Regions from separate parts of the Homo sapiens genome. Here regions 2 and 3 are each linked to region 1. A link is a loop called in an ENCODE intact Hi-C map of the cell type or tissue named here. Cell type or tissue: K562. All regions are shown on one strand.

What was found. A loop is a pair of places that touch in the nucleus more often than their neighbours do. Peaks named below come from ENCODE experiments on the same cell type or tissue, not always from the same donor. Only the 100,000 strongest peaks of a DNase experiment are listed, where the experiment ranks them.
Region 2: a loop joins it to region 1, with 4 times the contacts of the local background. A loop is called at or near these places in 7 of 110 quality-filtered maps.
Region 3: it touches region 1 in a loop (6-fold over the local background); 3 of 110 quality-filtered maps call a loop at or near these places.

The regions. Positions count from the first base shown.
Region 1 is chr9:100,713,552-100,716,051 of GRCh38, forward strand. No RefSeq gene overlaps it. Among named protein-coding and RNA genes, the nearest start is that of CAVIN4, 140 kb to the left of the region's middle. In K562, a CTCF peak has its summit at 1,251 (motif pointing right); a DNase peak (open chromatin) is centred at 1,280.
Region 2 is chr9:101,528,884-101,531,383 of GRCh38, forward strand. It overlaps a transcript of PGAP4 not described here. Among named protein-coding and RNA genes, the nearest start is that of RNF20, 3.7 kb to the right of the region's middle. In K562, a CTCF peak has its summit at 1,415 (motif pointing left); a DNase peak (open chromatin) is centred at 1,418.
Region 3 is chr9:101,457,662-101,460,161 of GRCh38, forward strand. It overlaps LOC105376184 (a long non-coding RNA gene), which reads left to right. Exons shown (of 4, transcript XR_001746862.2): 4 at 1,280-1,428. Among named protein-coding and RNA genes, the nearest start is that of TMEM246-AS1, 9.5 kb to the right of the region's middle. In K562, a CTCF peak has its summit at 1,543 (motif pointing right); a DNase peak (open chromatin) is centred at 1,540.

The DNA.
Region 1 (2,500 bases):
CATTTTAAAAACCATCAGAACTCGTGAGACCCACTCACTCTCACGAGAACAGCATTGAAAAGACCTACCCCCATGATTCAATCATCTCCCACTGGGTCCTTCCCACAACAAGTGGGAATTATGGGAGCTACAAGATGAGATTTGGGTGGGGACACAGAGCCAAACCATATCACTATTACACGAGTCAGAATATCCTTGTCTATATAGTGAAAATGTAATACTTGTCTCCCTTCTTCAGAAAAAGGCAGTGTAGCCCAATGGTTGAGAGAAATGATTTCTGTAGTCATATGGGCCAGTGTTCAAGTCTTAGCTCTGCAACTTAATACAGTGTGACTCTGGGAAATTTCCTTAATCTTTCTGAGGCTCAGTTTCCTCATCTAGACAATGGAGAAAATAATAATACTTATAGGGTTGTTATGAAGATGAAATCCAGCCATTATTTTATGTGCTTAGTATAATACTGGGCATATTGTGTGTTTCCTCAACTAACTGTGGCATATTTATGCATCTACAGGTACATATTTGTGAAGATCAAATAAAATATACACAAAATTGGTTTATAAGTGATAAAGAGCTATTCAGATGTGCTGGCATCATTAGCTGAGCATTCTAGTATATTTTTTGAGCCCAGACTTTGAGTTAAAACCTCCTGGGGACCTGAATAAAGCAACCATTGAGCCACTAGATCCACAGGAAGGCCTACCCTTTTCCACCCTCTGTCTCTGGCCCCAATACCACCCTCCATCTACTGTGCAGCCACTGTATTCTAGGCCCTGTGCTTTGCCTTCCTTGTTATTAACCCCCACAACAGTCCTTCAAGATAGATATGATAATTCATGTTTTGTAGATGAAACGGAGCTTAGCTCTTTTAAGTAACTTGTTTTATCATTGTATAGCTCTTACATTAGGGAATTAAGGTGAAAACACAAGTTGCTCTGGTGTTAAAGTACATGCATTTTTCACCGTACCATGTCTTCAAACAACAGTGGCAAACCAGACCGACTTGTACTTTGTCCTGGATCTGACGCTCCCACACCCTAGCAACTCTAGGTACGTTGGCTTACCACTAGAGGATAGGTTTCTTCATACATGAAATGACAGTAGCAAGACCTACCCTATAGGAATTTGTAAGTATTAAACAGAAAAGCATATAGTCAGTGATAATAAAGAATATTTCTTCATATTTTGTCTTCTGGTACTTTCCATCTCCCAAGGGTTGCTGGAGAGCCGCTCCTCCTTCCCTAGGCCAGCAGGGGGCAGTAGAGACCATAAAGGATCTGACCCAACCAGGAGGATCTCCTTAACCAACTGCCTCTGGGATCCTCCACCACTGTCTGGAATCTGAATTCGATCAGGTCCTTGGTAGTCTCTGATTCTGGCTCTTGGAATAGAAAAGAAGGAAAAACCTGTTATACACAATAACAGACACAGCTATCACAACAATAGTAATCCTTAGTGCTTGCGTTAAGACTCCAAATAGAAAGTTTTTATATTATACAGGAAGCGATTCACGTTGGCCCGGGGTTAGCAGTTTCATTAACCTCATGAAGACGTTAATATCATTAGGAAGGCAGAAAGAGAAAACCTTCAACTCCTCCATTAGACCCAATTACAGAGCGCTGCTGCACAAAGGAGGCTGCTGCCGAGCTTGTCTGTGCTCAGGCTCGCAGCCGCAGTGATCCCATTAGATTGCCACTCACTGAAGTCATTAAAGCAGCCTCATTTGTGGTAAGAAACCATCATTCCCGAAATAGGTTGCTTTCAAGAAATGAATATGGGTAAGTGATAATGATGACAAATTAACACAAGATGATAAAGTAAATGCAAATGCAGGCTGGGCCAAACATTGATAGATGGAGCTGGGGGTGGTATATCCCAGTTGCTCTATTTGTGCTTGATTTCTTACAACAACACTATGAGATCGCATTATTTAAGTTTTTATTCTGATTTATCTGGCTCTGCTCCCACTTGCTGTCATGAACCCCTGCAAAGTCCTCTCTATGTTTTTCTGATAGTTCTCAAAGGCAGCAGCAGTGCAGAGCATGTCATGTGTATGACGAAGAAGTACGACCAGTTTCCACATGGTGTGCATGGTTTTATTCCCTTTCTCCTGATCTCAGGTGCCCATATACAGGGGTCAGTTACTCCCACTGGCCACGGTCCCCTCTGCTCTGTAAGGTGGCTGTTGCTTCTGCTGGTTATTTCTGTGGATGCTCTCCAGCTCTGGAGGTGCCAAACCTGTGGTGGTTTATGTGCAAGTGTGTGTGTGTGTGTGTGTGAGAGAGAGAGAATGTGTGTGTGTGTGTGTGTGCATGTGTGTGTGTGTGAAGGTATGCCTCTTCCTTTTTTTTTTTTTTGAGATGGAGTTTTGCTCTGTCGCCCAGGCTGGAGTGCAGTGGTGTGATCTTGGCTCACTGCAACCTCTGCCTCCCAGGTTCAAGTGATTCTCCTGCCTCAGCCTCCTGAGTAGCTGAGATTAGAGGCGCATGCCTCCACATCC
Region 2 (2,500 bases), 820 kb after region 1:
ATCATCCAGATATTAAGCCTAGTTCTCGTTAGTTGTTTTTCCTGATCCTCTCCCTCCTCCCACCCTTCACTAGGCCCTGGTTTGTGTTGCTCCTCTCTCTCTCTCTCTGTGTCCATGTGTTCTCATCACTTAGCTCCTACTTATAAGTGAGTACGTGCGGTTGTCTGTTCCTGTGTTAGTTTGCTAAGGATAATGGCCTTCAGCTGCATCCATGTCCCTGCAAATGACATGATGTCATTCTTTTTTTATAGCTGCATGGTGTCTCTCGGCTTTTTTTTTTTTTTTTCTTGAAATGGAGTTTCACTCTTTTTGCCCAGGCTGGAGTGCAATGGTGTGATCTCGGCTCACTGCAACCTTTGCCTCCTGGGTTCAAGTGATTCTCCTGCCTCAGCCTCCCGAGTAGCTGGAATTACAGGCGACCACCACCATGCCCAGCTAATTTTGTATTTTTAGTAGGGACAGGGTTTCACCATGTTGGCCAGGCTGGTCTTGAACTCCTGACATCAGGTGATCCGCCCGCCTTGGCCTCCCAAAGTGCTGGGATTACAGGCATAAGCCACCGCGCCCGGCCTTCTCTCAGCTTTTTAAGAGAGCATTAAACTAAATGGGGCTCCTCTGACAATTTGTGACTACCAATTAGCTCTCACGTTTCCATAGACTGTTAGGACACCTTGTCCTCACTCTTTAAAAAAGGCAGACCTGGCTCTAGCTCCCCTGAGTAAGCCACCTCCCTGGTCCCCAGAAATTACAAAGTAAGAGGGCTGAGTATGATGTAGTATAGTGGGCCAGGTGATCTGGGGAGAAGGAGGCAGGGGTATGGAAATGAAGGAGAAAGGTGTGGCGAGGGTGAATGGTAGGAGAAGGGAAAGGTGAGGACAAGAGGAGGGGGCTCGTTTTTGTAGGACACTCCCAGGTGGACCTGGACATCATTACCTAGAGCAGTGTTCCTTAAATGTGCCCAGATAGGAAGCATAATTACAAAAGTAAGAACTTGCATTTTCAGAGAGCTTTCCCCCGGAAATTCTGATTCAGCAAGTCTAGAGCAAGGGCTATGGTATCTAAATGTTTCTGTTTAACGAGTGATACCATGCTAAGTAAAATACAACTTGTTTAAAATAAGGGAGTTCCTGAATTATGTCTGGCATACAATCCAATCCAGATTTCATGGAATATTGGAATGCCTGGAGATATAACAATCTTAGAACAAAACATTTGTAAAGCAGTGTAGAAAAAAACAATAAACAAAAATCCAAAATATCTTAATTTTGTCCATTTTGAGAGCATTAAGCCTACCCTCAGTAGTTGTCCAAGTTTCTAAGAGTTAGGGTGAAGACAGGACATGACTGATGCGCAGTACTGTGCAACCAAAGCTTTAGAAAGGGAACTGGGTAAAGAGGCGTGTCGCCTTATGCCACCTTGTGGCAGAATTGGGTAGTTAATGAAGACCGGCTGGAGGTCGAATGACTTGGGTCCTTCAACAAATACTCATTAAGTCATCATTTGAAAAAAAAAATCACTTAAAATCTGAGTCTGTTTTCTCCTTTTAAAAAAGATTACTATTTGCTTAAATTATGTTTTTGATACAAGCAATGAGACTTTAAAAGTGAAATAAAATATTAAGTATTCTTTTTATCATTGCTAATGCTGTTTTCCCATTTATAAGTGAGGGAAAAACTTATTTTTCCAGGGATATTCCTTTTTCTCTTGATTAAGATGGTGAACAGAAGGTGGCTGGTCAGAAATGAATGGGGAATGCATTCAATGAGAGAGATCTCTGCCATCCTCCTCTTCATCTATTCTATTTTCCCAATTCGCTAGAGTGAGACAGGCTACTTTGAAGATGTCAGATGGCTGACTGAGGTGCTCAGAAAAGACAGATCTCACCAGTAGCTGCAGAATATGGTTACCTACTATGATGGTTAATTTTATGTGTCAATTTCGCTGGGCCACTGTGCCCAAATAGTTGGTGAAACATTATTCTGGATGATTCTGTGAAGGTGTTTTTGTTTGTTTGTTTGTTTGTTTGTTTTTTTGGATGAGATTAATATTTAAATTGGTAGACTAAAGCAGATTACCCTCCAAAATGTAGGTAGGCCTCATCCAATCAGTTGAGAGCCTTAATAGAACAAAGACTAACCTCCCCTGAGCAAGAATGAATTCTGCCAGCAGACTGCCTTTAGACTTAAACTGCAAATCTTTCCTGGGGCTCCAGGTTGCAAACCTGCCTTGTAGATTTTGGTTTATCCAGCCACCACAATCCTGTGAACCAATTCCTTATAATGTCCCTCTCTCTCTTTCTCAAATCTCTTTCTACACACACACACACACACACACACACACACACACACACACACACAGAGTTGATTTTATTTTCTGGAGAGCTGTGACACCTGTGAAGGTGTTAGATAACTGGAACTTTTGAGAAAGACATATATCCCAGTTGCTAGAGAATATGGTTACCTACATGGTGAGAATTGAAAGGTACTAGAAAAGTCTGCTC
Region 3 (2,500 bases), 740 kb after region 1:
TACCTTTATACCGTGAAATACTACAAAGCCATTAAAATGTATATATGAATACACACTACAGACATACAGACATACACACACATACAGGTGAGGAAAAGGGTGCAGGTAAAGAAACTAAGTTACAAAACAACTTGCATGTTATCCCTTTTTTGTAACACTGGATGTATGCTTCAATGTAAAGAGAAGATAAATTCACCAAAATATTAACTATGGTGATCATCTCAGAGTGGTGGAATTACAGAATTTTTTTTGAGACTGAGTCTTGCTCTATCGCCCAGGCTGGAATGCAGTGGCATGATCTCGGCTCACTGCAACCTCCGTCTCCCAGGTTCAAGCAATTCTCCTGCCTCAGCCTCCTGAGTAGCTGGGATTACAGGCGCGCACTACCACGCCCGGCTAATTTTTGTATGTTTTAGTAGAGACAGGGTTTCACGATGTTGGCTGGGCTGGTCTCAAATTCCTGACCTCAAGTGATCTGCCCGCCTTGGCCTCCTAAATTGCTGCAATTACAGGCATGAGCCACTGCGCCTGGCCAAGGAATTACAGATTTTTAAAAAATTATTTACAGTTTTCTGTATTGCAGTGGTTCTCAACTTAGTACATTAACAACCTATGAAAAATCTGAATGCTCAGCCCACTCTAGACAAATTAAGTCAGAACTACTGGAAGTGAACCCAGGTTCTAGTAATTTTTTAAATTACCCAGATGATTCAATGTGCAATCAAGCTTGAGAATGAGTATATTGTTTGAATGCTTTACAATCAGTGATCATGTTATAAAGCAGAAAGAAGGGAGAGCCAGAAGAAGTTATCTTCATTTTGCTAATTTATGTGCAGTGTGCATGTGTGTATACTGTGTATGCAGTGTGCATGTGTGGCGGTTGCAGACAAACTAAGGCTAAAGCTGGTAAAAATCCAAAGGAACACAGTAAAGTCACCTAGTTGATCATGAAATCTGGTCAGAAAAACCTGGCTTTGTTTCTTTGTTCTAATACTTCCTGGCTATGTGACCTTAAGCAGCTCACTTCACCTGTTTGAATGTCCATTTTCTTTTCTAGTAAGAGTAAAAGGGAAATTCTATTCCCATAGAATTGTAGGATTCAGTGTCATATTGCATGAACAAGGGCTATGTAAGTTGCTAGTTATAATATGTGGTGGAGTAAAGAAGTAGAAAAGAAAGCAGGAGAAATAACTGAGCACTGAAAGACAAAATATTAACATTCCAGGAATGTTAATATTTTTTGTTTCTCCTGAATGCTTTATTTCCCTAACAAACATAGTTGCTGAGGGCCCGCTTTGCACCAGACACCATTTTAAGGGATAGAAGAGAAAACCTAATGACAGTCTGATTGCCGTCAAGAGGCTCACATGTGAAAGGGAATGAGGAGCTGCAACAAATAGCACAATGCGGTAAGTACTGTAAAGACGTGTGCCCAAGGCAGTAAGAGGCGCCAGTGCCTCTTTCAGAGAAGGGGAGGCAAGACTTGTGAAGCCTACAGAGAGCTAAGATCAGGAAATACTGGCTACATGCTTTGTTCTCTAGGGGGAGCTCAAGGCTTTCTCCTTTGATATCTGAATGGAATCAGTACTTCCAGTGAGAAGGGTGTATGTAGATAGATAAGTTGAACTGTGTTAGGATAAATGCTCCAATGCCACTTGATCTTGGAGTTCTTTCTTGTTAGGTATTTTCTATTGAATGGCGTCTTCCTTTGCTCCCGTGAAGCTGGTTCTATGGAAAGACATTGGGTTATCCCTCCCAGTTAAAAATGTTGCTCCCTCCACTTAGAAGACTAAGGAAGAACCAGAGTGAAGGAAGCCCCATGGGCAGGAAGAGGACTCATTTGGGCTCAAGACATTCAGTCCAACCTAGCTCACAAGGATGGATGAGATCATGATTCGGGACCATAACTTGTCACTTGTGCACATACTCTAAACGGTGGCGTTTTTCAAGGTATTGAAAGGAGGTGGCAGGATAGGATTAAGAAATTTGATCCAGACAGGCTTATCAAATTCACTACAACCAACAGATGGTTCTAGATTTTTTTTTTTTCATTAATGTTTCATGACTATGTGCTCTCGATTTGAAGTTTCAAGGTCCTCTTGAAGTTTTTTTTGTTTGTTTTTTTAGACAGGGTCTTGCTCTGTCACCCAGTGCAGTGGTGTGATCATCATGGCTCAATGCAGCCTCTTACTCCTGGGCTCAAGTGATCCTCCCACTTCAGCCTCCCAAAGCATTGGGATTACAAGCATGAGCCACACACACCTGGCTCAGAGTCCTCTTGAATCTGGCAAAAACTTGATTTGGAATTTTCTAAAATTTCTCTTATTTGTTGTAGCAACTGTATTTCATGGGAAGATATTTCTCTGATAGATCGATGCTCTTCTTTTTTATCTCTTTGTATCACCTATAAATGCTCCCATTTGCACACTCTTAAAGAAGTAAGCTTAGGATAGTTTCTTTTTTTTTTTTTTTTAGACGGAGTCTCGCTCTGTCGCCCAGG